Regions from separate parts of the Mus musculus genome. Here all the other regions are linked to region 6. Evidence: chromatin loops called from intact Hi-C (ENCODE). Cell type or tissue: heart. All regions are shown on one strand.

The links. Peaks named below come from ENCODE experiments on the same cell type or tissue, not always from the same donor. Only the 100,000 strongest peaks of a DNase experiment are listed, where the experiment ranks them.
Region 1: a loop joins it to region 6, with 8 times the contacts of the local background. A loop is called at or near these places in 11 of 42 quality-filtered maps.
Region 2: a loop joins it to region 6, with 6 times the contacts of the local background. A loop is called at or near these places in 13 of 42 quality-filtered maps.
Region 3: it touches region 6 in a loop (2.5-fold over the local background); 6 of 42 quality-filtered maps call a loop at or near these places.
Region 4: it touches region 6 in a loop (2.9-fold over the local background); 13 of 42 quality-filtered maps call a loop at or near these places.
Region 5: a loop joins it to region 6, with 2.5 times the contacts of the local background. A loop is called at or near these places in 5 of 42 quality-filtered maps.
Region 7: it touches region 6 in a loop (2.4-fold over the local background); 6 of 42 quality-filtered maps call a loop at or near these places.

The regions. Positions count from the first base shown.
Region 1 is chr14:24,648,514-24,652,513 of GRCm38, reverse strand. No RefSeq gene overlaps it. Among named protein-coding and RNA genes, the nearest start is that of Gm31775, 15 kb to the left of the region's middle. In heart, a CTCF peak has its summit at 1,986; no DNase peak of the experiment used is centred here.
Region 2 is chr14:25,699,872-25,703,871 of GRCm38, reverse strand. Ppif (peptidylprolyl isomerase F (cyclophilin F)) reads right to left here. Exons shown (of 6, transcript NM_134084.1): 6 at 3,404-4,000. Ppifos (peptidylprolyl isomerase F, opposite strand) reads left to right here and starts at 2,590. Exons shown (of 3, transcript NR_028021.1): 1 at 2,590-2,827. In heart, a CTCF peak has its summit at 1,654; no DNase peak of the experiment used is centred here.
Region 3 is chr14:24,576,983-24,580,982 of GRCm38, reverse strand. No RefSeq gene overlaps it. Among named protein-coding and RNA genes, the nearest start is that of 4931403M11Rik, 38 kb to the left of the region's middle. In heart, no CTCF peak of the experiment used is centred here; DNase peaks (open chromatin) are centred at 1,302 and 2,012; H3K27ac peaks cover 1,239 bases.
Region 4 is chr14:25,691,794-25,695,793 of GRCm38, reverse strand. It overlaps Ppif (peptidylprolyl isomerase F (cyclophilin F)), which reads right to left and starts at 1,624. Exons shown (of 6, transcript NM_134084.1): 1 at 1,371-1,624; 2 at 291-321. The coding sequence starts at 1,562. In heart, a CTCF peak has its summit at 1,739; DNase peaks (open chromatin) are centred at 1,683 and 2,780; H3K4me3 peaks cover 2,310 bases; H3K27ac peaks cover 2,372 bases.
Region 5 is chr14:25,371,118-25,375,117 of GRCm38, reverse strand. All of the region lies in intron 1 of Zmiz1os1 (a long non-coding RNA gene), which reads left to right. Among named protein-coding and RNA genes, the nearest start is that of Gm41113, 6.2 kb to the left of the region's middle. In heart, CTCF peaks have their summits at 2,340 and 3,266; a DNase peak (open chromatin) is centred at 3,297; H3K27ac peaks cover 2,497 bases.
Region 6 is chr14:24,498,769-24,502,768 of GRCm38, reverse strand. No RefSeq gene overlaps it. Among named protein-coding and RNA genes, the nearest start is that of Rps24, 10 kb to the right of the region's middle. In heart, a CTCF peak has its summit at 2,083 (motif pointing left); DNase peaks (open chromatin) are centred at 2,028 and 3,768; H3K4me3 peaks cover 434 bases; H3K27ac peaks cover 789 bases.
Region 7 is chr14:24,584,676-24,588,675 of GRCm38, reverse strand. No RefSeq gene overlaps it. Among named protein-coding and RNA genes, the nearest start is that of 4931403M11Rik, 31 kb to the left of the region's middle. In heart, a CTCF peak has its summit at 1,974; no DNase peak of the experiment used is centred here.

The sequences.
Region 1 (4,000 bases), 150 kb before region 6:
CACAAGACTTTCCTGGTCTTTACCAGACCTGCCAGCCTTGCCATGGCTTTGTCTTTCAGATGCTCTCCCTCACTGCAGCTCTCAAAAGAAACGACGACAGCATAGAAGCAGGGAAGAGTGCCAGTTTGGGAGGCCATCAGGGCTGATCATTTTAGGAGAATTCTTCTTCAGTTTCATCACTCAGGAGCTTTTGAGGAAATTAAGTCTAGATCAGGCAATGGAACTACATGCTGGCTTTAACCAACCCATTGCACTTTCTTGGATGAGAAGGATCCTCAGCTTGACAAAAGTATAATTGATTAGTGATGTCTGCCATAGGAGCAAGTGGGGGTGAAAGAGACCTGTGTGCTGCTCTATCTTCTTGATTACTGATGCCTTGGAGGCTACTGACTTGACTCCTTGAGTCCACAGTAAACTCCAACCCATGCTGTGCTGGGGTTTTCACTCAATCACAAGAGCCACCCACGCTCATCTCTACCCTTTCTACATTCAGTGACATCTTACTGATGTCTTGGAGTTGGCAATAGTGAAAGTGTTTACGTGGGAGTTGCTTTTGTTGTTGGTGGTGGTGGTTTGTTTTGTTTTGTTTTGTTTTTTTGAGACAGGGTTTCTCTGTGTAGCCCTGGCTAAAGTGTGTTTTCTAAAGTAACATTTCAACAGTTAGCAGCTTGTCACTGGTTCTACCCCTCTCACAGCAGGCAAGGGCTGTAGTGGATGGGAACTCCAAGATATCCCTTCAGTCTTGGTTCTGGGGCAATTGTTAAACCCTAGAGACCACCAGTGCCTACAGACACTATAATCCAGACTCAAAGCTCTAACACCTTTCTCACACAACCTGTATCATTGCTCATCCATCTGGGTACTGCTCAAACCCTCTTCCTCCAGGAAGCTTTCCCAGCTTGCTTTCATTCCTAGAGCTCTCCTTGAACTCTCCTTGCACCTTCCATGTTTGCTGCCCCAGAGGGGAAGACTGTCTGCCCAAGAGTCTCAAGTTAAGGCCTCTGTCTCCTCCTTCAGCACCCGTGGTCAAGGCCTCATGCAGGTTTAGCCATGATACAGACCTAGATGATGTCATCTAAGCCATTTTCTGCCTGAAATGACCATTTCCACCACCCACAACCCTTCAACTTCCTGGGTGGGGAAAGTGGAGCTAGACAGCATGCTCACCCAAGAGCCAAGGTGTCTTGACTCCTGTGGCAGACCCATAGCAGAGATTCAGTGAAGATCAAAGAGCTCCTAGTAGCACAGACTTAGGGTTCCAACATTCGAGGGCTGCACCATCTCCAGCATATCCGTCTGTCTTTCCTTTCAGCTCACCACTGGCTACCTCAACTAGGCCAGGTTCTGGGGCTGGCCTCCTGCCCCTAGGATTGGCCAAGACCAAACGCCAGCCGGCTCCTCCCAGCTCTCTCCTGCCGCTGCTTAACATGCACACGAGAGCTGGAAGCCGTGCGTATAGATTTCTCTTTGTCTTTGGTGGTAATTATTAGCTGTCTCGGCGGGTGAATGCAGGCAGAAACAAAGGCAGCCAGGGTTGTAAAACCTTTTATCTCGATCAAGCCACATTATTTGATAAGGTGCTAAGCTAATAGCAACGCATGTCAAATTGTGTTTAGACAGATCGAGGGGCTGGTGCGGAGGGTATATTTGTCTCCGGAAACCTGCTCCTGGAAGGATGAAGGGAAAGGCACAGAGATATCCACATCCCTGTGCAGAGCGCAAACAGCCCGGCCTCAGGCTTGAGAGAGTGGCTCCCTGCAAACCTAGATCTGAGAGGGGAGACAGGTGGTTCCTGGGGTACTCATTCCTACTCATGATTACCTCAGGGCTTTGCACAGAGCCCCATGGATCCCATGGGGGTCACTGTAGAGATAGGGCTCAAGTCCAGGCTCCCCTAGCCAGTTATTGATGTATTAATTTATTTATTAAGGCCTGTGTGTGCCACCTGTCCTATGGGCGACACTGACTTTTACAATCACTGTCCATAGGAGGCAGCACAGACCAGACAAAATTAGCTTTGCAATGGAGCCCGCAAGGATAGAAGCCCAGGAAGGCTTTGAGGACAGGGTGGGCTTCCATCAGGCCTTGAAGAATAAGAACCTGGAAAGAAACAGCCTCCTAGCAAGCTGCAGAAGCCCCTCTGTGAGCCTGCAGAGAGTGTCCATCTGTCACTCTGGGTTCTGCTCAGTGCCTCCTCCAGGCTGCTTTTCTGGGTAACTTCCAAGACCCCCAAAGCATACTCATAACTGGTCCCTCTGTGTCCCCTGTGGGCTGCAAGGTGGCATTGAGCCCAGATAAGAAGGGAAGATCTGGATACCAGGAATGTTCATTAAAAGCTTAGAAAAGGGGACTCACTCTGGAGCACTGGGTCTGTGTCTAGAACTCATGCAAGGAAATGACAAAGGTTACACATGGGGCTAGGGAGACAGCTGTGTGTAAAGTAGTCACTGCACAGCATATGACCTGCGTTTGATACCCTGTACCAAGTAAAAACAGTATGCCAGCTATCATGGCACACACTTGGAATCTCAGCACTGCAGAAACAGGCTGACTCTTAGGGCTCACTGAGCAGCTGAGCTAGTTCAGGCACTGGCCTGGCAAGCAACAGGGCAGTGAGAAACTTTTCTCCATAAATAAGGTGGATGGCGCCTAAGGAACTGCACTGAAGTTGACTTCTGGCTTTCATGTACATGCACATGAGTGTGAATACACACACACACAAGAATGTCCTCCATGGGAATGTGCAGCATATTCATATTGAATCATTAAAATGGACCATTGTGGGCCAATGTGTTGGCTCTGTGGGTAAAGATGCTTACCACCAAGACTGATGACAGAAATTTGATACATGGGACACATATGATAGAGAAAAAAAACCAACTCCTGTCCTCTAACCTCCGCATGCATGCAAAAGTGTGCACACATGCACACATTAGTATAGTTTTCAAACAAAATGACCACTGATTGGTTCTGAGCCCTGGGTCCCTTCAGCAGACCCAGAATTCAAATGCAGCCTGGGCTTAGTGGAGGGAGGTAAGTGGAGGTGTGGGTGAATGGGATGAGGAAGGAGAGTGACCTTAACCGGCTGGGGATCCTCGTGCCACACCTCTAAGTAGTAGCTGAAGACTGTTGGGGGCTGGGAACAAGGTAGAGCTTCCACATTTCTGACCTTCCCTGAGCCCCTGTAACAATAGGAAGCTCGTGGGCAAGACACTGAAGAAGCAACAAGTTGAATTGGGCTAGCAGTGCCTGGGAGCAGAGAGGGGCGGCCACTGCCTCTGCTCCACACTCTGTGTCCCCTGCACTGCAGCTCTCTTATGGTGGGTAACCCGGGCCTAATGAAGACAGACTTGTTCTTTTCCTTCAGGACGCCCCCTGATACACTAAAGGGACCCCAGTGACTTTCCGAGAACGTCCCCTGAATATATTCCCCTACATGCTCATTTGATGCTTTTTCTTCCTAGGACACCATGAGGCAAGGTCTCACTGCATATAGTGCAGCACCGGTGGCCAGTCAGGTTAACGCTGCTGTGGTTGCCTTCTTATTATCATGGACACCAAGGTGCTCCCATTTTCACTAATGTGTGAAAGGAGAATGGCCGGTAGCAATTTCTCATTTCCATTGACCTAGAGAGGCAGGGTATCAAGGAGGCCTTTGACCTAGAACAGTGGCAACAGAAAAGCAATTGATCACAGTGGAAGCAATCAGAATGCCCATCCAAGAGGTATGGCTAAATAAACTCTGGCCTGCCCATGCCAGGGAGCTCCATCCTGTGGCTTTGACAGATGGGTGAGTGTTCTTAATACCATCACCGAGACAACCTGGAAACTAGTCGTTAAGAGACAAAGGCCACAGCAAGAAGCAATGCATGTGGCATGATACATTTCAGGTTGAAAAAAAAAATCTAGACACACAGAAGTGAAATGAAAGCCAGCATCTCAGGCTGAGGATGGTAGAGTGGGTGCTTGCATAGCATGTGAGAGTCCTGGGTTCGACCCC
Region 2 (4,000 bases), 1.2 Mb before region 6:
TACTATGCCTCTGTGTTTTGTAAATGTTTCTTCTGTCCCCTTCAAAGCCCTGTAACTTTGGGGTCTTATCCTAATAGTGTGTGTACATGAAGTTACACTGTTATATTCATTGATCTTTCTGATGTTAAACCAGCCTAGCATTCCTGAATTAAAACACAGTTGGTTTTGTACTCAGTAGGCTCCAGCTGGGCTATGTTATAGTTCAGTGATAGAATGCTTATCTAAGGCCTTGAGTTTGGTCCCCAGTACAAGACACACACACACACACACACACACACACACACGCACACGCACACGCACACGCACATGCACATGCACACTAAATAAATGACTCAAGAGCGAAGTGCTTTTTATTGTGTCCTTCAGCATGCACCCAGCAATCCAGCTATTTGAGAAGCTGAAGCTAATCGGTCTCTTCAGTGCAGGAGTTAAAACCAGCTCAGGCAGCAGAGTGAGATCCAGCCTCAAGCAAGCAGCTCAGGCTCTGTATGCGCTCCCGGGATCCTGCGAGTCCCAGGCTTTAGGCTTTAGTGCACCTATGAAACATCTGCAGAATTGCTTTTCGTGAAGCGAAATCTTGCAGAACCCAGATGTGGTTCTCAGCCTTCCTAACGCTGTGACCCTTTAATACAGTTCCTCATACTGTGGTGCCCGCCCCCTCGCCCAACAATAAAGATATTTCTAACTGTAATTTTGCTACTGTAGTGAATCCTGATGGAAATATCTGATATGTGACCTCCATGTGAAAGGGTAGCTGGGCTCCACAGGTTGAGAAATGTTAAGAGTCTCACACACACTATGCTAGAGATGCCAGGGCCAAAAAAAAAAAGTTTCCAATCTCATTTCCACATGAAGTCCTAGGAAAGGCAAAAGTCATCGTGTGGTACTAGAACCTAGTGGCTGCCTAGAAAGACGTGTAGGGAAGGTTCTGAAACACTGGCGAGGTTTTGTGTCTTCACTGATGCTCATTAATCAGTGGATGTGGTTTTCAAAATTTTATTGATGGTGCAATTAAAATGTGTGAATTTTACTATATGTAAATTTTTATCTCAGTGAAATCATTCTGAAAAGCTACCAAGCATCTCAGAAATTTGATGTTTTGGTTTTTGAAAGCATAAGGTATCACATCTTATGCCATCTAGAAAGCATATACAGGTTCAACACTTGGTGCACACGTTAGGTACTGAGGGCTACCGATGTATGTATGCACACATTAGGTACTGAGGGCTACCAATGTATGTATGCACACATTAGGTACTGAGGGCTACCGATGTATGTATGCACACATTAGGTACTGAGGGCTACCGATGTATGTATGCACACATTAGGTACTGAGGGCTACCGATGTATGTATGCACACATTAGGTACTGAGGACTTACTGGCAAGCAACAAGCCAGGATTTCCTGTGTTACTTTAAAAGATGCTTCACATAAAAACCAGCCTGGTCTACAAAGTGAGCTCCAGGACAGCCAGGGCTATACAGAGAAACCCTGTCTGGAAAAAACAAAGCAAACAAACAAACAAACAAACAAACAAAACCCCAAAACCTGGCTTGGGCCTCTGAGAGCTGCAGAGGATGACCTTGCCTCTGCCTTTAGGGAGTGGTTTTCAGAAAAATTCTTACATGCTTGCTGTACCCCTAGATTCCACTGGATGGAGACAGAACACACACATCCTCAGGAAACACAAGCCCTCCCACTTCTAACTCTGGACCCCTCTGAAATTGACAGGAGGCAGGTCACAGCTCAAGGAGGGATGGCTTTCCCTTTGACTTGTCCTGGGTGCCTGGAGTACCCCAGGTCAGCAGGCAACTCCAAAAACAACAACAACACATCTTTGACCTGTACCAGAAATACACAAATTTTAAAGTGAGTAAATAAATAATGTTCCTAAAATACTTTTAAAGTGGCTGGGGATAAGCCTATAATCAAAGCTATTCAAAGGACCAAGGCAAAAAGAGTCACAAGTTTTAAGTTGGCCTGGGCCATAGAGTAACTTCAAGGCCACCGTGGACAATGTAGACCTAGCCTACAACTAAACAAAAAGGGGAGGGTTTGGGGTCACAGGTCAGTGGTAAAGTACCTGTGTGACCTCAAGATTTTAGGTAATGATCCTAAGAAGCCCGTGTGTACTTTCTGTACCACCAAGAGCTCAAGAGGTCTGTCCTTTGCCAACTGCTTGACATATTGTCTAGATTAATCACAAGCCAGCCTGTAGCCTCATCTTCTCACCTGTAAGCTGTTGTGCTGCATGAGACATTATCAGTTATTAGTAGGCGAGATCTGCGTCTCAAATGAAGTCCCTCGGCAGCCCCACTGTATAAAGGACTGCAGAGGCTCGTGGACACAGGCACAGAATGCCTGCTCAGGGTCCACACCATCACAGCCAGCTGTTCTGAGGATGCTGGCTGCTCCCAAAATGGCTTTAACTACTACTCCAACCAAACTCTCAACCCAAGGAGCTGAGCTCTGACTTCATGGAAACTCCAAGACTCTGAAGACTCAGCATAACCTCTATGATGTCAGAATGACCACGCCTACCTCTAACCTGACATCACCTGATTCAGGAATTCTATATGGCATGAATGCAATACTCACCGCAGCCAGAGCCCACATCCCTTCTCCATGAGCTATGCTATGTCCCTACCCACCTAAGGAAACTCTTAGTCATGTGCTTGCCCCAGTCCTGTCTTCCCTGAGAATTCAGCAATGAAGAATTCCACATTTCAGTGACCCAGCATGAGAAAAGGGAAACCCACCTCTAACCTTTGGTGATCTCAGCCCCCTTTCCTAAGGATCTCTGACACACGGGAAATGTCACCCTCTTGTAAGTCACTACCCAGAGATTGCTGTGATGATACATCTGGCCCAAGACCATGCACCTCACATGGGTCACACCCAATTCCAGACCTAGATGTCATGTACACATTATGTAGCTGAGAGAAACTGAAGCTCAATCACTAAGCATAGCTGGGACTTCACCTAGAGGTAGTGCTCACGGTGGGGACTGTCTGGACCATCCTACAGGACAGATGGTAGCAAGGATGTTCTCAGTGGCTTCTGAGCTAGTACTTGGGGTTAGGACACAGAATGTTCTACACGGATTTCCTTACAATAAGGCTGAGGACGTGGCTTGTGTGCACAAAGGCCCTAGCATCATAAAACAACAAAACAAACAAAAAACAGTTCAAAGCATAGAACCTAACACATAGTAACTCCAAGACTGGCCCCAGCTGGAGTCAATGTTCCATGCCTGTAATCCCAACAGCATTGAGGAAGGTCAAGAGTGTTTGAAGCTAGCCAAAGGCTATACAGCAAGACCCTGGACCACACAGCAAGACCCTGTCACAAAAACAAATGAGCCCCAAAGATGTAAATTTCATTCCAAAACCAGAGACAGCCATTTTATAGAAAATAGGATTTATTTATCACATTTGAGATGAACACACAGGACTGTCCCAGAAATCTTTTACATATATATTATTGATAGATTGGATTTATTCAACATACAGAAAAAGCAAAGCCTGCCAGAAGACACTTCCCTCTTGAGAACAGCATGAGGTCAGGCAGTGTCTGTAAGTTTTCACCACGGGAATTCACATTGAGCAGAAAGACCGGGCTCACAGGTCTGTTCCCAGGTCCTGCTGCTTCTATTTCACAGGCTTTCAAAAATCACAGCAGCAGCCAGCAGGATTCACAGTGACCAGGAGGGAAGGCATTGACGCTGGGACTTTCACAAGAGCCCTGAGTGATGTCTCAGAAGCCAGGCTGGGAGGTGGGGGGGTTGGGGGTGTCTGTGGCTTGTGCCAACTCAGGTCACACATGGACAGTGCCGTGAGTGTCACAGCAACACAGGTCACACACGGACAGTGCCATGAGTGTCACAGCTTTGTTTCGATGAGATCTTGAATTCTATGTTAAATTATTGCAAGGAGGAAGACAACATTAAATAGCAACTGCTATCCCCACTGATCAAGGAAAAGAGTCAGGAGCCTTCCCT
Region 3 (4,000 bases), 78 kb before region 6:
TGGATCAGTTTGTTTTCAAGCTGCAACTCACATCTGTGAAAGGGAGCAAATAGAATGCCTCCCACATGTCAGGACCAACGTCCCATGCCAGGATGGGTGCACAATCTCCAACCCTCAGAGCTCAAGGACACAAAGTTGACATTTCAGGCAAACATCACATGGGGCTCTTTTATCCAGAGCCCATGAGAGGATCATGAGGAGAGAATGAAGGGGATGTTTAGGCAAACCAGGAGAGAAGAAACATGGGCACGAAGACATGCAAGGTATAGGACAGGCTTTCTGCACATAGTGACAGGCTTTTCAGGACATCCTGAGTGATAGTTGACTTTCTCTCTGATGTATCTGCTGCTATAATAGCTTGTCAAGATATTGTATTAATATTAATTAACATTAATATATATTAATATAATATACAAATAATAAGGAAATAGTTCCTGACCAGGTATGGCAGCACATGCCTTTAATCCCAGAATCTGGAGTCAGAGGCAGGTAGATCTCTATAAATTTAAGGTAGCCTACATAGTGAGTCCAGTACAGCCATTGCTATACAGAGAGACTCTGTTTCAAACAAATAGAGAGAGAGAGAGAGAGAGAGAGAGAGAGAGAAGGAGGGAAGGAGGGAAGGAGGGAGGGGAAGGAAGAGAGGGAGAGAGGGGGGAGGGAGGGAGAGGAGGAAGAAAGGAGGGAAAGAAGGAAAGAAAAGAAAAATGCATATTTTCTAGGTTTGGGGGACTAGGTTTATTTGGCATACATATGTATATGTTGTATACATGTGTGTGAACATGCATGGGTGGATATGTGTCCATATGTGTGTGTAAGATTAGAGGGCAGATGCTAAACGTTCTGTATGCCACTCTCTGCCATAGTCTCTTGAGACAGGGTTTCTCACTGAGCCTAGAGTTCACCAACTTTTTTAGTTAGGCTGTCTGGGCAGTAAACTTCAGGATTCCTACTGCTTCCATGCCCCTCAGCACCAGAAATAGAGATGTGCATGGCCATGCCCAGCTTTTATGAGGGTGCTTGGATCCAAACCGAGGTCCTCATGCCTGTGCAGCTAGTGTCTTACCCACTGAGCCATCGCTTCTGCCCCAGTGACAGAATAGATGATAAATCCCATGGCTTGGGCCCTGGGATGAGGGAGTTGGACCTTATTCAACATGAAGAATCTCCAGGGTCTGGGAGCAGGCACAGAATGCTGATGCTGGAGTCAGGGAGTTGGCTGTTTCTGTGAGCAGCTAACAGTTTCCCTTGCAGAACTTGCTTCCTTTCACCAGGATTCCAGCTGTGTTTGCAAGCAGGCGTCAGTAGGGCCTCCTACCCCTCAGCTTCTCACACCCAATAGGCCCTCTCACAGTTCCCGGCCAGCAGGGAGGCTGCTTAAGGGTTATTCAGGTGCAAACAAAGCATCGGGCTTTCTCCAGCAGACACAGTGCTGGTAGGAATGGGCCACACACAGCTCAGTCTGATGCCTTCCTGCTGTGTACCTGAGCAAGCCTGGCCCCGCCATGGTGTGTAGTGATTACCCAGAACGGATCTAGTTTGGAGTAGGAAGCACAGTTTGGATGATTCCGTTTGCTGGATGGAACAGATCCACCTCTGTCCACCCTGGGGCTCGCTGACAATCTAGAAGCCGAGCCTCCCCAGCTATCCCCTTTGATGATGCTGTTCGAACTACTCTATAAATACATATTTCCTGAATAAAATAAGGATTTTTGTCTCCCTTGCAGGAAACTGTACTCTTCTTGCTTCAAAATAGCTGGAACTTGAGAGCCATATTGTTTAACAAGCTGATGGAAACCCAAAGGGAAATGAATCCTGAGATATGCAAAATACATGACATCTTCCCACGAAGAAACAAAACAAAACAAGAAGCCACAGCAGCCCACATGAGCCTCACAGGCCTGCTCTCCAGAGCACAGAAGCCTCCTCGCCCTTGGCAGCCAGGCCAGGAACACCCCCTATCCTCACCATCTGGCATTTTTGTCTGCAAAGCACAGGCTTGCTATCCTGGGCGGCCTGCCACCCTGACGACAGAGCCCTGACAACAGAGCCCAGGCACAGGAGACAGCAGCACGCTGCACCCTCCCTGCTGCAGTCCCAGACACACACATGCACACACATGAGCACACACAGGTGCACATATACACGTGTACAGGACAGAACGAAACTTTAGAGCCCCCACCTACTCTCTGGTCTTGCCAAAGTGGGTGCAGGCCAGGCCTGCCCGGCATCTCAGCTCTTCCTAACACCATCTTTTCCACTCACCAGCCAAGGAGGGCAGATGTCAGGGGGAAGTGAGGGAGGGAGGAAACAGCTTAGGGCTGCCAGCAGGACTGGAGGGAGGAAGCAGAGCCCTAGAGAGTGCATCAGGCAGGTGGCAGAGGGGGACTCATTTGCTGGGCCATCTGTTGGGAGCAAAGAGAAGACCCCTAACTCCACAGCCCAGGCCCTCCCCTGCACAGACACTCTCTCACACACACATGCGGCACCAAACACAGATGCTGATGCCAACACAAGGACCTAGGAATATGGCCAAACACATACACAAGTATCCACACATAAACATCCACACCTGTATATACCAGTATACACATACACACACATAGCACCCTTCCCATGCAGATGCTGCCATCAACATGTAAAACCACATATGCACATATGCACACACATGCACTCACACATATTCGTGACCATGTGAACACACACACACAAATGCCCATAACTACACCAATGAAGTCATCTATACTCATGTATATGTGTAATGCTACTGGTGTACAGACACATGCACACACATACACACTTTCTCACATGTATGCATATCCATTCATACATCATATAAGTGCCTATACAGGAATACTGAAATCCCTAGTCACATAGGTTAATACCTCATTGCCCACTGATACCAATGGGCCTGGTTCCATCTTTTCTTCCATGCCGCTGAGATCCTCAGTACTTTAGGTAAAGCAATACACTGACTGCATAAAACCTACATCGCTCCATATCCTCCTGGAGTCTCCACATCACCTCTGGACGACTGATTGCAGCAGTGTGTGAACAATGGTCATGCTGCATCATATAAGGGATCATGACACAGAGGGAAGTGAGTGTGTGGTGGGTACGGGTGCAATTTCATTTCAACTCTATTCAGTCCAAGGATGACTCTACCCATGCATGCAGAACTCGCAGACCTGGAAGAATGACTCTTGTCTCACTCATGTCCTAACCAACCCACACAAGCTCATGTCTTCCCTGCCTGGTCTCTGTCACCCCCCACACTCTGCTGCCTGTCCCACAGATGTCTCTGGCCCAGATGTTCCCAGTCTGTGACCACACCCTGGAATCTCTCTAGTACCCTTCATTAATACTAACACCAGAATCCTGCTCCAGAGTTTCTGACTCACCTAGTTGAGGTAGAAGTTTGGAAGAATTGGGAATCTCTTAAGTTGTACAACTGGCCTAGCAATTTGTCCCCATTCCAAGGTCCATAACCTAATGGGACTTAAAACTGCTTAAGCCTAGAGTGGGAGAGATGGCTTGGCAATTCAGAGCACTTGCTGCTCTTGCAGAGGACCAGACAGAGGTTCTCAGAGTCCACATGGGGCTCACTATGTATGATTCCAGTTTTAGGACATCTGAGGTCTCCTCAGGCAATGTATACATGTTATATACTTATACACATGCAGGCAAAACATTCAAACACATCAAGTAAAAATCAGAAAAATCTGTTTTAAAAATTACTTAAAATAGGCAAGATATGTACTCACTAATAAGTGGATATTAGCCATAAAGTACAGAATACCCACACTACAATCCACAGACCCAAAGAAGCTAAATAACAAGGAGGACCCAAGAGGGAACACTTGAATCTCATTCAAAAGGGGGAATAAAGTAGTCATAGGAAGCAGATAGAGGGAGGGGACTGGGTGAGGGATGGGATAGGGAAGAAAACATGGCAGGGATTAGGAGAGAAGGCCAGGAGAGTGAATGGAAGACGTCAGCT
Region 4 (4,000 bases), 1.2 Mb before region 6:
CAAAGCAAAGAGCCCAAACACTTTACCTAACCCTGCCCTGTGCTGTCATGGAGAAGTGGGAGGAAGCTATCAATGAGAGCTTACATGGGCCTTCCCCTGGTTCTGAGATGTCTAGCTACTTTCAGACTGGTTAGCAGAGTTGACAACAAGGTCCAGAGAGGGACAAAAGGCTGCCTCAGGGTACTCATCAGCTGTGCTTAGGTTGAGACTCCCATATGGTCATAATCTAAGTCCTAACTCCATGCCAAGCCCACCAGCCTTGCCGGGCTCACTTTCCACGTAAGCCTTACCTGCAGTCTTTGGCACGACATCTGCCTTTAACTATGGTGAAGGAAAAGGAACAGAAAAGGATGGTCAGTCCAGAAGCAGGTGCAAAAAAGATCCCCCTCACCATTCACACCCAGAGGCCAGGGCATCATGACAAAGAAGAACAGGGCCATTCCCTTCCATGACCACCAACCCTCCTCGGAACTGCCAAAGCCACTATCGTTTCTGCCAGCTGCTTCCTGAACCCAACCAAAGCTTGCTTGAGACAGCCTTAGTTTCTTATCCGAAGAAACTAGTGCCATCCTGGCCCACTTCCGGGACAGAAATGTCAGCTGGAGGCCCTCGGCATGAGTCCCTGGACCAAGAGTAAGTATCACATTAGAATTAGCTGACCTTCCTCAGTGCTGGGGGAAACTGAGGCTCACAGAAGGGAAGGAGGGGACCGTCATCCAAGCCTGCCTCATGCCTCTCAACTTCTCTTAAGAATCCCTCTTCACCAAACAGAGTTGGGGAGGTACTCCTCATTTTCCAAACGAGGAAAATGAGGCATAATAAAAAATGCCAGCTCCCCTCCCCCAGTAGATCGGCAGTCTAACTGGTACCTTTGTTCAAAGCAGAACAGCCTAAAGGCTCCTGGGATGGCCTCCTGATAACCTTGGTGTCTGTTTCCTACTTTTCTTTTTAAGGGTCAAATCTCAGGGAATGGAGAGGGCTTGGGCAGCCAGAACCTTCTCACTTGCATTCCCTGTGTCTCCTCTTAGGCAACCAGGCCTTGGGGGCGGATCCGGAGTGCGCTCAGGCCACCACGTGAGCACCTGGCAACACCTGGACCTCAGCTACCCACCCCAGAGCTCTGGGTCCAACCTCGGACGCAGAGGGTCTAGGAAGCCCAACGTCGGTCCAGGCCGGTCAGTGGGCTGTCACTCAGTACGATCTGACCTTGACCTTTTCCTCCACACCCCCCAGGGTTTTGAAAAGCCCCGAACGGACCAAGCTGATGCCGCCTCTTCTGAGAGAGGGAAACTGAGGCTCAAGGTCACCTGATGTGCCAGGCACAGTACAGGGCCCGGGAAGTCCAGGTTTTCCAAATGTCCAAGCCTCACCTCCAGCACCACGCGGCCGAGCGGCTGTCCATCGGCGCCCACGTCCAAGTACACGAGCGGGTTCCCGGAGGAAGAGTTCGCGCCGCGGGCTCCGCCGTCGCTGCAGGTACGGGTCGCGGAGAGGAGCAGCGGCGCGGAGCGCGGGCCGGAGAGCAGACCGAGCAGGCGGGGGCCGCAACGCAGCGCTAGCATCGCTGTCGCGGGTCGGGCGAGGGCGCGCGGAAGAACTCAGAGCAGACACAGGCAAGGTCGTACGACCCAGGAAGCGATACCTAGGCCGCGCGCCGCCGCCTTTATTGGTCGGCTGGCTTCGAGACCACGCCCCCCTCCACGCCTCCGCCGCGCCCCCTCGGAACCTGTTCGCTAGCGTCCCCTGCCGGTTGCCGCTGGCAGCGTAATCGGCTCGTGCGTTGTGCCCCGCCCTCCATCCCTACACACTGAGCCGGAAGTCCTTTGAAAGTGCTTCTAGATCAAGAGAAAGGTTGATCCTGAGATTCAGAAAGACGTGGGGGGGTGTAGGTGGGGGAATCTGAGGTGGCTCAGAAAGGGAGAGATAACAGAAAGAACAGAGAAGCAGAGATACAGTCTAAGACACCCACAAGGTGACCTCAGGCTGCCGGCTCCAGGGCTGAGTTTGTCTCCTTTTGCTTCTAGAGACCAGATCCTCCGCCAGGACTGAAAATACAGTTTGCCGAACCAATAGTGCATCTGCCAGGCCTCAGTCCCAGCCCACTCTGACAGCCCTTGTCTGTTCCCACCACCTCCAGCCAGGCCAGCAGAGTGCGGGGCTAGATTTACACCCCCTGGAATGCCCCCTAGATTTACATTCACCTGGAATAAACTTCCTTGCCAACTGCACCACACCTGCAGGTAACTTCCTAAGCAACCATTCTCTAGGGATGCCAGGAAGTTGGCAGTGTGTGATATAAAAGGAAAGGAGCCTGCAGAAGAGCCACAGGCAGGACTTTAAACCCTGGTGCACTGGGCACAGCACCAGCCTGGGAATCAAATGAATGCCAGCCAGCGAGAGCATGTGAGCCAACACAGTTAGGAAACTGAGGCTCAGAAAGAGAAAAAGGCTCTAACTAGGGCTAGAAAACCCTGGTTCCCTACTGCTGGATTCAGCCAGTCCTGCAACCAAGGAAGCGATGAGAAATTACCCTGCTTTCTACTCATACCTGTTCTGAGGATAAACAAACAAGAGAGAGAAGCATTTGTTAACTGTTAAATGCTGTTCTGTGTTCAACAGCGATGGGCATAGCCTAGACTGTGTGCTCAGAGCATAGCGGGGAATCTCCAGTGCAAGGTCCCAAGGTCCTGAGAGGCGGGAGCAGGAAAGGAGCTGAGAGCCTTAGGAGCCGGGGAGCCTGGCCTGTCCCACCCAAGATTCAGTTGGGGGGTGTGTGTGTGTGGAGAAGCCATGCTGGTCCAAGTAGTCTATGAAATCAGGGCATGCTCCCCGCCTCACACATGGCAGCCTGAACCCTCTTGTGATGGTCCACAGCTCTCTGCTTTGTGCTACTGGCCTTGATGGGTTGTATACCAGTCCCTAGTCTAGGGTGGGTCTCACCCAACCCCACATAGGGCCCCGTCTTTTCTTGTCAGTGTGTATCAAAGGGAGCTGCCTGCAAGGGGAACTCACTTGCCCTCCGCTCTGCCTGAGCCATTGGCACATTTTCTAAAATCTATGCAACAGCAGTGCACACTTAGACTGGAAGGGAGTGGAGAGGAACCACCACACATGCCCTGCTAGGAAGCATCCACAAGTCCCAGGCTTTCTGTAGCCCATCGACTCCTGTAGGTCTTGACTCCTATTGGTCTAACATACCTCAAATTGGAGCTGTGGAAACTTGTTGTCCTGAGCCTGCAGAGGTGAGGATGGAGCTCCTGCTGTGTTAAAGTATGCAGATCCCACCCCAGAAGAGAAGGAGCCTTCATTCACAAGACTCCTTCCCAGCCTCAGACCTTCCTCATGGCTTAGCATGTGGCCCAAGAAGCAGCTCTCTTTCCCACCCCCCACACTGTGGCAGTGACTTGTCAAAGGGAGTGTGTTTGGCTGAGACCAACCTGTCTGACTTCACGGTCACTGTTACTGCTTGCCAGACCCTCCTGACAGTCATCATGGATCTAGACTGGGAAAGGGCAGGAGAAAAGCCTTGGAGGACAGTGTAGGAAAACAGAAAATACCGTAACTAGGAGCCCAGGAGACAGGGGAGGTGACTTCCATCTCGGAAAATAAGCCTGGACGTGACCACTCCTGGGTACAACAGGGACACAAGGTTGTGAAGAGGTTATCCCAAGAGCGAAGGATGAGCCTACAACAGCCCTGGCTGGGCTTAGTCAGGGCATCCTTGAGGAAAGGCTGTGATCTTAAACAAAAACGGAAAAACGCCAGGAGAGGACCATCACAGAGGTCTCTAACGGCCAGGCTGAGGCCCGATGTCATGGGTAGCACTGGGGAGTCAAAGACGGTACAGTGCTCCCTTGTCTACCTGCCTTCCCTCATGTTACTTCTTCCAGCTCTTTGGCAAACACATTAGCACGCCCCTTGTGTGAGCCAGAGACTGATTCCATCTTCACCACGGGCTGGATTCTGACGTCGTTCTTCCCCTGCCCTGTCCTCAGTTGGT
Region 5 (4,000 bases), 870 kb before region 6:
TGGAACAGATCTCATGGTCATCCCCTGAGGCTCACAGACCAGTGAGACAAGCAGACCACGGAAAGAACTGAAATGTAGCAGAAGGCACCAGAACTGCGGAAACACCGAGGGGCTGACAGGGAGACACAAAGGCAGCATAGGGACCTCCTTAAGTCTGTATGGCCGAGAAGGCTTCTCTGAGGTCCTCGTCCCATGTGCTGGGAAGCAAAGGGGATTCTGGGCCAACCTAGGTAGGTGACAAGTCAGAGGGCTTGGTCTCCGTTCTTGGTCCCATTGTTCCTTCCCTGGCTTTGCTACTGCTAGTCACAGTTCAAACCTTTCAGTACAAGCCCATCACATACCACACTTGGCAACCTTGGCCTGAGCCCCGCCATTCTCCTCTGGTCTCGCTTTCCCCTAGTCTCCATCTCAGGACCCTGAGATGGTATTTAGCTCTTCCTGCAATCCCATTATGTGCTCAGGGGTCATGGGCTGGAGAATTACTTTGTTTTTCTAGATCTCAGAGCCTCCAGGACCCTTTGGTCCTACTCATGTACAGACGAGGAAACTCAATCTAGTGCTTTCCGTGGCCCAAACTTCCCAGATAGTCTATCTACATTACAACAGGAGTCAAAAGGTAAGAATTTCACCCTTGTCACTGAGACCAACCATGGCAGAGCACAAAGTAGGGAAAGGGACAGGGACTTCTGTTGCATCTTCCCAGATGCCTGAAGGCATTTGCCTGGTTATGGTGAACCAGTGATGAAGGCTTCCAAGTTTCTGCCCACAGCAGACATTACTAATCAATCATGGGCTGGGGCTGTAGCTTAGTTATAGAATGGCTTGTCTATCATGCACAAGGAACTGCATTCCATCTATCTCAGAAGTGTACACACACACACACACACACACACACACACACACACACACACCATAATGGACAAAACCCACTACACAAACATGACATTTTCCCACAGAGCTTGCATGTAGCACCGGAAGCCTCTCAAACCAGTCCTTTAAGAGGGTGATGCTGCCGAGTCAGGGTTGGCTAATGGACTGGAAATGAGCTAGGGCTCATTGGAGATGTCAGTGTGTGGGATAGGGTCAAAACAAGCTGCCCAGCTAGATGGGCCTCACTTTCTTCTGCCTGACTCAGTCACTCAGGAGTCCCAGATTCCTCCATTGTAGAGTGGAGTGCTTGTCCCCATGTTCTATGGTTCTTGTGAAAGTTGTGGGTGCCTGCTTCCACCTGCCTAGATATCTCTAGTCCTTAACATTATTCACCTTCTCTTGGTCTGCATGGCTCCTGTTCACCCTTCAGGAGATCCTGCTCAGTGCTACCTCCTTCAGAAGTCTTCCCTTGTTAGCAAGGCCAGGCAAGTATCCCCACTGTGGGACCTTCCTCTTTTCCTGTAGCATATTCGTGTTCATCCCTCATTGGCGTGTGAGTTTCGTGAGCTCACGGGCCCTCTCTGCTTTTTTTCTCCTGGGCTCCTATGCTTAGTCCCGGGCCTGGTACTTCAAGGGCATTCAGTGAAGATTTGCTAAATAGGTGGTGAATTTGAACTGCCTCCTGTGCAGTGGTAACCCAGTACAATGCAGTCTTTCCTATGTGATGTGGCCCTTGGGTCCACTGATCTTCCTCCTTTAGGGATGCAGTGGCTGTTGTGTCAGGAAGCTCTGCTCAGCCTGGGTGGGTCTGTTTTCCTGCAAAGAGCCTCCCACACTCAGTCACTGATGCAACCAGGGGAGGAAGAGACCAGGTAATCTGTGCCTGAGGCCTATGCTCTACCTGGGCACTGCCCAAAAGGAAACACTGTTTGCCAAGAAGTCTTAAGATCTTCCCCAGGAGTAGAGGATGGTAGAAGAGAGTCTTTACGCATGCAGGCTTGTTTTCTCGCCTGCCGACCGTTCATAGCTATCTCCAAGCCCACAACTAAGGCTGTGTTCTGTCTAGGTTTCTGGGTTATGGTCCTTCATACCCACCCCCTCCCCTGGCTCAATCTGTGCCTACCCTTTTCATTTTCTGATCCCACGGGCCTGACTTACCTTCGCCTGTTTGGGCCTCACTTTCATGCATCAAGTGGGACAAAGAACATTGGGAGCTCGGTAGCATTTGGAGGATCTGGTAGACTAACCAGTACCCATTACACATTAGTTTTTGAAAGCCTGTCAGTTAGATGTTCCTGACAGAATGCAGAATCCTTTCTCTGGGGTGTAAGAGACCTACAGATACTGATCCGAGGAGATGCCCATGCATAGAAGTTTATGGAAAATGTTGGGAGTGCAACTCTAGGGGGTGTTTATGAGCATGTATTGCTCCTTGGGACTGTAATGCATGCTTTAGGGGGCAGCTGGCCACTAGCTCCACCCAGTGCTCGGAGGATGCAGCGTCTGCAGCCACCAGTTTGCTCTGCAAGGATGTGGCTAGCTGGATATCACAAACCAGCCACAAGAGTCCAGTTGTCCTAAGGAGGTCAAGGGCCTCAAAGAGCCTTTGCTTTGGACCCCGTACTGTTCACATAATGGCCTCAATGCTCAAGTACTGGCCTGGGAGAATTCCTGCCTGTCCACTTATGCACGCATGTACATATGTATGCACACCATTCATACGCTTATGGGAACAGAACTGCAGACTGATTTATTTACTAGCACGGACAATCTGAGTGTCTTCCAGCTTGTCCTTTGTTCAGTGTCAGAATATGATGCCAGGTAATGCCCAGAAAGAATCTTCTATTTAGTTTCTGCTGCCTTTCAGCCATCCCCATTTTACTGGCTAGAGAACGGAGGTAAGAAGGGATAAGTGCTTTGCCTTAGGATCCAAAGCAAGGAAGTGACAGAGCCAGTAGCAACAAGAAAGGTACCAGGGTGTCCTGACCAGTGTTGGGGCTCCTCTGGGAGGTGGTGTCTGCCCCACTGGAGAGTGTGATTTAAGCATCTTCTCCACTCAGCACTCCCATTTTGCAGATTGGAAGAGTGACTGTGCTCACATCTGGTAAGCTCTGAGCAGGGGCTGTGGTTTCAGCCCACACAGCTGGGAAATTCCAGGCCTGAGGCTGCTGCTGGGTGCACAAGGTTCATTTAGAATCCAAATGAAAAATAATGATACTAAAAAGGAGCTTGACAAACACGGTTGCATACAGAAGCCTGGGGGCCGGCCATTTCCTGAGACTGCTCTTCAGGGCTGCCTGCCTGCCCAAGGCCTTGCCCACTGCTGGGGATCCTTGGCCAGCCAGCCGATGGCCCTGGCAGAGCCTCTAACTGAGCCCTACCCCCAGTCCTGCTGACACAGGCATCCTGGTCCCTTACCTCCCAGCCCTCCCTTGCCTGCTGGCAGGCTGTGGTAACAAGATGCCCTTTGTGTGTGTGTTGGGGGAAGGGGGCAGTGGGCAGCTCCTATGCTGCTTCTTGCTTCTGAGTCACAGCTCCTGCCAGCTCTGGGGACAGAGAGTTGCAGGTGACTGGCCAGGCGGCAAGAAGCCCAAGACCTTGGAGATGACCTCAGACAACCCCTTCCTCAAACAGTGGGGAAAGTGAGGCTGAGAAGGGGGAAGGGAGTGTCCTCTAGGCACTTGTTAAGGGGGAACATACTTCTGTAGCCAGGGGCTTCCACACTTGCAGGGACTTAGTAATATCCTTTGTTCACCAGAATAGCTACTGTGTCCAGGGACACATATGTACAAGCTCACACATGTGCATGTGAGCACATGTTCATAAGCATGTGATTGAATGAACTTGTGTCAGTATTCATGTTTCCCTAAGGTCCCCACACTTCCTCCAAGACTTTAAGGCCTGGCCTCAGGGACATTTGTCTATTCTGTCTGATGCAGAGGTGACCTAGGCTTGTCCTTACCCACTGCTTAAACATTTCCACCAAGGCAGCTGTGTGTCTGTGATGGGCAGTTCACTTCTTGACACGTCACGCCTGAGCCCGAGGTGATATGTCTCAGCTCCCTGACGTAGTGCAGTATGGGACTCACAGTGGCTTTAGACAGATGATATTTCTGAGGACACTGGCTCC
Region 6 (4,000 bases):
GAAGGAGGGAAACCATTGCTGACACTAGAGAACTGCTGCATCCACCAAGCCTTTGCCCATGAGTGCTATGTGTGCTGCCTACTCAAGGCTGTTTATACCGAGTCAAAGTTACTAGCAGCCAAGACCTCCAGTCTACTGAATCTATGGCATAGGAAGTACCAAGGTTGTGATGTCAAGCCTCACCCTCCCAGGGGCCGCCTCTGTGCTAATGATAGACTGTGTGGGAAGACACAGGACAAGGAGGTAGAGAGAATGGAAAAGGTACCACGGAGCTTCATGAACTCAGTGGCTGGGGTGTAGCTCAGATAAAGCATTCTCTCTTCCTGCTTGCTCCATCCCAGCACCACAAGCAAGTATGTATTGAGGGGATGTCTATGTGTGTGGCGAAGGGGGGGATGTCAATGTTTGTGTATGTATTAATGCACCTGAGCGTCTTCAAATGACACATGCTGTCAGGAGGGGCATGAGCTATGGGTAAAGCAGCCTGAAGCCCAGTCCCCTCCTTACCATTAACAAATTGAGAGACCTCAGCAAGTCACTGATACGCTCCACACTTCTGTGGAGGTACTAGATGAGCCAAAAGAGGCCCTCTGGCCGGGCATGGTGGTGCACGCCTTTAATCCCAGCCCTCGGGAGGCAGAGGCAGGCAGATTTCTGAGTTCGAGGCCAGCCTGGTCTACAGAGTGAGTTTCAGGACAGCCAGAGCTACAGAGAAACCCTGTCTCGAAAAACCAAAAAACAAAACAAAAACAAAAAACAACAACAACAACAAAAGAGGCCCTCTGCTTCTCTGGGAAATCAGGTAGTTATCTGGCTTAACCTGTACCCTCTACTGTGGAGAGTTATGACTCAGTGGTCTTGCTGGTGGGGTGGGCAGTTTCTAACCAAATGCTGTGTATCATCAGACACGGTGGGAGTCAGCAGAAGGCTGGAATCTCCCTTGGTATTGGATACTTCTATAGGCTCATATTGGCCAATGCCAGAGGCTCAATGCCTAACTCGGCATTCAACTTCTTCAGTGCGCAGCCACTATAGACATAAGATACCAGTCCTTTGTATTAAGGAGGGAAATGCTGAAGTCACTGTGAGACAATGTATTTTCTGAAGAAACACGTGCAGCCAAGAGGAGACCATGATGTAAATCTTTCCTTCTTCCAAACACACAGAATAGAAATCTATATAGAGGCAAATCCTGGGTGTCTAAGGACCTGAAAAAAAAAAATCCAATTTGGTAGGTTCCACCTTACTGCCTTGCAAGTCCCTGGAAAGGCTTACTGAAACGTACACCAGAGATGGATGTCATGTCACAGCCCCTGCAGTGTCCTTGCACCACATGCCTTTCAGAGTCTGAGCTGGGCTCTTCCCCGGCCCCCTGGGGCAGGACTTGTATGTTGTTATCTGCATGTGTGTATTTACACTTATTTTTAAAAGCAGAGGATCTATAAGCCTGACGCTTCTTCTGTAGGAGGGGAGGATAGACCAGGAGACAGAAAGGGGGGTTGTCGGCTTCCTCCTTTCTTCCCTAGGGCAGGATTTTTAGACATGGAGAGAAAGAGGGGCTGAGAGCCACCTAATGAAAGCTACTCCCTTCAATCTCCTGGGAAACTGGGGCCCAGAGGTGAAGGAAAACTGCCCCAAACCACAAAATGAAGACTCGAAATTGGCTCCTGTTCCCATCTAAACAAGACAACACTATGACACGGAAGCACGTTGAACGCTGAGCCATAATCGGCTACTGGGGTTCTAGTGCTCTGCCCTCCAAAGGAACTGTAAGCTGCCTGGCTGGGCAGCTACAAAAGGGGAATGTTGTTTGCAGAGGATCTTCAGAGACCTTGCCCCACGGATGGGTAGGCATCGCCATGCACATGTGAACAGCAGCAAGCCCTCCAGGTTCAGTTTCACCACGAGGGCTGAATCCTGTAAACAAGATTACCACCCCGGCAGACCTTCCCGGAAGAAGAAAGGCTGACCCCTCAGCTAATCTGGCAGCAGGCTTTCTTCAGGCTTCCCGAGAGCAGCAGCAGCAGCCGCCGGGACAACAAAGCCGGCGATTCCAAGCCTGAATCCACAGTGCCCCCTCGTGGAAGACAGCCGCAGGGACCACTTTTATTCCACCAAGGAAGGTTCAGTATTATGGCTATCAAAAGCATCCATTGCTGGCCCCCACAGTTGTCTCCTCCCCCAATACCCTTAACTTTACTCCGCGCCAAATGTACCTGCCAGGCTTGCTAAAACCCAGGTAACTGGGCTCCACTCTCACTTTCCAGTAGTTGACTGAGTACGGTCCGGAAATTTGCAGATCTAATAAGTTAGCAATTGGTGCTGTGGCTAGAGTGAATACCCATGACCTTCCTTAGCTACTCTGGCTCATTAGGCTGACTATTTAGCTCCCTGTAAACCTCAACATCTTCATCTGCAAAATGGGCTTATTTGTGCCTCCCTCCTAGACTCAGATCCCAGTATAATCTCAATAAATCTGTTCATGTGTTTATCACATGTATATATTTACACGTGCATGCACATATGGAGGCCAGAAGTAGACCTCAGATCTCCTCTCATCATTTAGGCTTAGGCTGGAAAGCGTCCCAGAAATCTGCCTGTGGCTTTCCTGGCACTAGGGTTACGGGTATCCGCTTCAGCCCAGCTCTTCTGTAGGCGATAGGGATTTAAACTCAAGTCCTCACAAGTGCAAGAACTTTATCCACTAAGCATCTCCCTAGTTTTGTGCCCGGAATGTTTATTAGCAGTAGTTGTAGTATTATCATTCATCCACAAGCTTCTCTTGGACAAGACCTGTCACATCGAGAGACATCGGCAGAAAAGACCTTTGTGAACTTTGAGTCCAAGCCTCAAAGCTGTTAAATTTTCAGATGAATGAATGCTCCCACTCCGAGCTACAAAGTGAACACAGGTGAACAGCTGAGTATTTTTAACAAAGCCTCACTACTCAACCCTGCTCTTGTACCTGCTATAGAGGGAGGGGTGGGAGCCCTCTGTTCCCCAACAGCTCCTGCTGCTGGACGCTGAGGAGCAGGAACCGGGCCGGGCCGTTTCCCAGTACACTGCTCAAATACCCGCTCATCAGCCCTCTCCAGCTGTAATCTTCCCATCGTGCCTGATGAGCAGTCAAACGGCTCAAGTATTCTGTGTGGAAAAACTCAGCGTGTGACAAGGACACTCCACTTACTGTTCAATCTCTAATTCTCCACATTTCTTTTACTCAACCAAAATAATGAATGAGAAAAGTCCTCAGCCTGGCACACGGGGTCTTCCTGGGGTTGTTCCCTGCTGACCTTTGGGGGGGGGGGGGGGCGGCTTGCTCCATCAGGTCTTATCCTCCCACTCCCAGCCTGAAGACTATGGGAGACAGGGCCTCAGGTCTGGCATAGGAGGAAAGTCTGGAGAACGGAGGAACAGCTGTGTAGTGCTTTGGGACTCAAGAATTTGTGCTGTCCACATTGATAACCCAGAGTCAGCCAGCTATCTTTGCTGGTCTGAGGTCTGTTCAGAATGGGATTTCTCCTGTAAAAACAGCAGGAGTTAAGGGCAACTGTCTGAAGCCACCTAAACAAATTCAGGATTTCCATCTTTCCCCTGCCCCACCACAGAACGGCCACTCCCTCACGCACCTGCTTAATCATTTTTCATGGCCTTGAATGTGACTCTGCTCTTGAATTTGAGCCAGATCACATCACTTAACCCCATGACCTCCGGAAACCTTCCAGGATCCACGGCCTTACACCAAGTTTGGCTGTGGACTGCCACAATGTCCCAACCTGCTAGCTACTCCAGGAGCCAGACCACAAGATCCTCTATTGGCTTCTTTCCTCCCCAGGTGCCAGATCAGGGACTGGCAGGGCACAGTTAACTTGGTAAATGGGTAATGTGGTTGGCTAGGCTACCTATATTCAGTATCCCTATGGCAGATGGCACCTCACTGACCAATGTCATGCCCAAAAGAAAGCAGCTTGGTGACTGAACATACAGTACTACCTTGGAG
Region 7 (4,000 bases), 86 kb before region 6:
TTGACCCTGAAGCTTACTGATTTGGCTAGACTGGCTAACCAATGAACTTCAGGGGTCTTCTTGGCTCCTCCCTCCACTCCCAACTCTGCAGTTACAGACTCAAGCCACTTACACCCCCTTTGGTTTTTGTGGGGTGCATGGGTTCCAAACTCAGTCCTTACACTTGCATGAGAAGCACTTTACCGATCGGGCAATCTCTCCAGCCTCCACACAGATACTTTTTAACCCCTGCCACATGTCGGGCACTGCACAGGCATGACACTATATCATTTTAATGAAGGTTTCCAGTAGGTTTTTTATTAGCATTCTTACTTTGCCCATGGGCAAGGGATTACTGGTACAGAAGGAATTGCAAGCTCAGATGCCTTTGATGACCAGACAGATAAGAAACGGGGAAAGGGTCCATGGGAGCCAGGAGCTGGGAGTGTGAAGACTGCAGTGAGCCAGATGGCACCTGTCCCATTTTAATAGGATGGCTCCTGCTCAGCTGAGTGAAGAGCACACAGATCTTCGTGGTTATTCAAAGGACCTTTATGTGAAATTGTCTCATTTTTAACTGTTAGCAACTAATCCCACAAACTATAAAACACCATGAGTGTCATGTCTGACCTGTGGGCCAGGAGCTTGCAGCCTATGCAGCCACTGATTCAGACGCTAATGGATATTCACGTAAAAGGGCTTAATGGTCCTTCATACCCAATACTCTGTCTGTCTGTGGTTCTGACACTGCATTGCCATGACTCCAAGTCTATGCGGCAGGCAGCCTTCATCCTCCTCTTCCTCCTTTCCTCTTCCCACTTGAATTTTTTAGATATTTATTTATTTGTCTATAAGACTGAAGACATCCCAAAGACGCACTGCAGAGAAGGATGCGTTTACCCTCCCTCCCCACATCTAGTTTTTCTTTCTCTGGAGAAGGGAAGGAGGCATAGCAGGCCAGAGAAAGAAAGGTGCAGGGCCTCTGACATGGCCGTCATGCCCACTATCTGTTGGACTGCTGGCTGGGGCTTGTTTGTCCCTGAGCTTGGCAAGGCAGGCCATCTTACATCCCTGAAATATACAAGGGGATATGGAAAAGTCCCATGGCTTACATATAACTCTACAGTGTCATCACAGCTAGATCTGAGATTTTATCCCGGACTCTTTAGGAAGCCACTCCTCCCAGGATGAAGGCTTTCCCAGGACACAGCAAGAGCAGGCAGGTACAGGCCTCCAGCCAAGCCACACAGTCAGCATCATGTCACAGGGATGGTCCTAACAGCCCTCCTGCTCCTCACCTTGAGTTCTTTGGGAATATTCCCCTTCCTAAATTCAGCCCTGAACTGCTGGTCTCAAGCCGGCTTGCCTATCGGCCCCGGTGTAGGTCTCAATTTGCAGCCTGTAAAGAAAGGCTCATGTGAGCACAGCAATGGCTGAGTAGTACTCTGGAGCCACGTACTGCTGCTTGTTGCTAAGAAACAGGCCCTCTAAATTCAATTTACAAAAAAAAAAAGATAGAGTGAGCCAGAGAGAGCGAACGAGGGGGGAATGCTGGAACATCTGGTTATCTTCCCTGACTGTCTCCGGTGACCGTGAAAATGAGATAAGGGCGGTCCAAGATGGATGCGCTGGCGTCAGATCCATTCCTGTCCTTCCTCTGGGCAACTATTTCAGATCTGCAGTGGGCATGATGGGCACAGAGGAGGAAGCATCTTCTTTTGAGAAAACTGGTGGATGAAAACAATCCTGTCCCTGGTGTCTGGAAGAAAGGACTCAGACCCAAAACAGTGAGCTCAGGCCCTTCTATTTGACACGCCTGCTACTCCCACTGTTGAGACAAGCCACCTCGCATATTTGTCTAATATTCTCTAGCTTATTTGAGATTTTCACGGTGCATTAACTCTTTGGGAGTTGATATTATTTTCTACGGTTCATAGGTGAGGGGAGTGAGAAGCCAGTTAAGGTTGCAGGGTATTTACCATTTGTGGAGAAGCAAGTCCTAACCCTGCGCTGCCGATAGAGGGTGCTGCCACTCACTCCCCATAGTACTTCTGTCAGCCAGTTGAGTTAGACACCAATCCTCCACAAAATGGATCCAGTCAAGTTTGGGAAATATGTTATTGATAGATAATTTTCCTTGTACCACAGACTGAATGAATTGCTCCCCCCCCCCTTAAAAAACCATATATGGCAAAGCCTTGATCCCAATGCAATGGCATTTGGAGGTGATGCCTATGGGAAATGACTGGGTCATGAATGTGGAGCCCTTTCTGTGGGATTAGCACCCTGTTAGGGAGAAATGGGGAAGTCATTGCTTCCATTCTCTCTATTCTCTTCCTGTGTGGTCATAGCCAGGAGCTGGCCATCTGCAAACCAAGAAGAGGAACCTTGCCAGGACCAACCCAGCAAGCTGGCATCCTGCGTTCAGCCTTCCAACCTCTGGGAGTTATGCACTATGAAGGGCTGGGGTTTAAGTCTTTTAGGCTTAAGAAATAGGCAACAATGGGGACAAAGCTAACCAAGTCCTCCACTACAAGATCTGTCAAAGCCTTCAACTTGGCTGCCATTGCAGGAATCCTCCAGAGCAGAGATCTTGATCTCTCTGAAATAAGCTGATTCAAGGGTTGGTGGAACCAAAGGATGGTCCCCAGGACAGCACTAGGAGGTGATGGAGAAAGACAGGGCAGAGAGAGCTGCTGTCTCAGCAGGCACCTGGAGCTTAATCCCCCACTTCAGGGACTGGTGATACTGGGATGTATCCCACAGACAACATCTACAGATGTATCCTAACCTCAGAGGAAGAGACCTGTGATGTGTAGACACCATACCAGCAGGTACTGTGCTAAGACTACTGCTTGTGTGGTGTGCTAACAAACATCCTGCTTTGTTTCCCAGCATTTGGAGTGGGTCCTGGCATAACTAATCTACAGTAGCCCATGAAGCTAACTATGTCAGTCAGGCCTGAAAGACCATGAATGGCTCTGACAGCAACTTCTGTATGGAAACAGAGCTTCAGTTTGCAGAACTTGAGTATCACTCAAGTGTCTGTGAAACATTGGCATTAGAGGGTCCTCAGAAGCTGGAAAATTCTAGATGTCTAAAGCTATGACTTGTAATGACCAAAGGGTCACTTTGCTTAGCATCCCCCAAAGCTGGCCAGATGAGTCCTTTTGGCTCATCTCAAGAACCCTCTTTACCATCTCTATAACCCCATCTCTGGGACTGGTCTGACCTCACACCCAGACAGGAAATTCCTGCCAAAGCAAATCTATGGTCTTCTTCCCAGCTTGGCATCTTCTGTAGAGGCCTGATCTTAGCTGAGAAGAGGAAAACACCCCACAATGCTTCCTCTACTCACCCTTCTCCTTCTAGTGTCTATTGAGACCCTCAGCTCTCCTCCTAAAACTCAGTACTAATTCCAGAGAGCAGACCCCGAATGCCAGGGGTCAAATTGCGCCCCTACTACTCACTACCTGTGTAGACCTGATCAAGTTATCTGACCTCTCCAAGCCTCAGATTTCTAGAAAGTTATGGTGAGTCTTTCCTTGCAGAACTGTTATTAGCATGTGATACTCAGCACCTGGGGACCATACGTTCTTTGTAATACCTCCATCAATGTTAACAACATGATAGGAGCCAATGTTTACTGAGCCCTAACTGCCACATGCCAGGCACTGTACTAAATATTTATGTGCATTAACTCAACAAATCCCAGATATCCACCAAGTACCAAGCAACCTAGGTGGCTGTCCTCTTTTTAAGGTGTACAAAGGAAATTCAGAGCAAGGCACATTCAAAGCCACCACAGCTTAAGCAGCTCCTTTCCAGCCTGAGGAAAGGCTGCCTGATGACACCTCAGGCCAGGAGATGCAGGACTTAGTGCTACCCCTAAGGCCTTCCATTGCCAGTCATTTTCCTTTGTACATTGCAGAATCAAATTGCTTTTGGTTCCCAAGAAAAATACTTTTTCTATTCTAGAAGTGAAAATTCCTTCTACCTTGCTATCAAAGTACAACCCTCC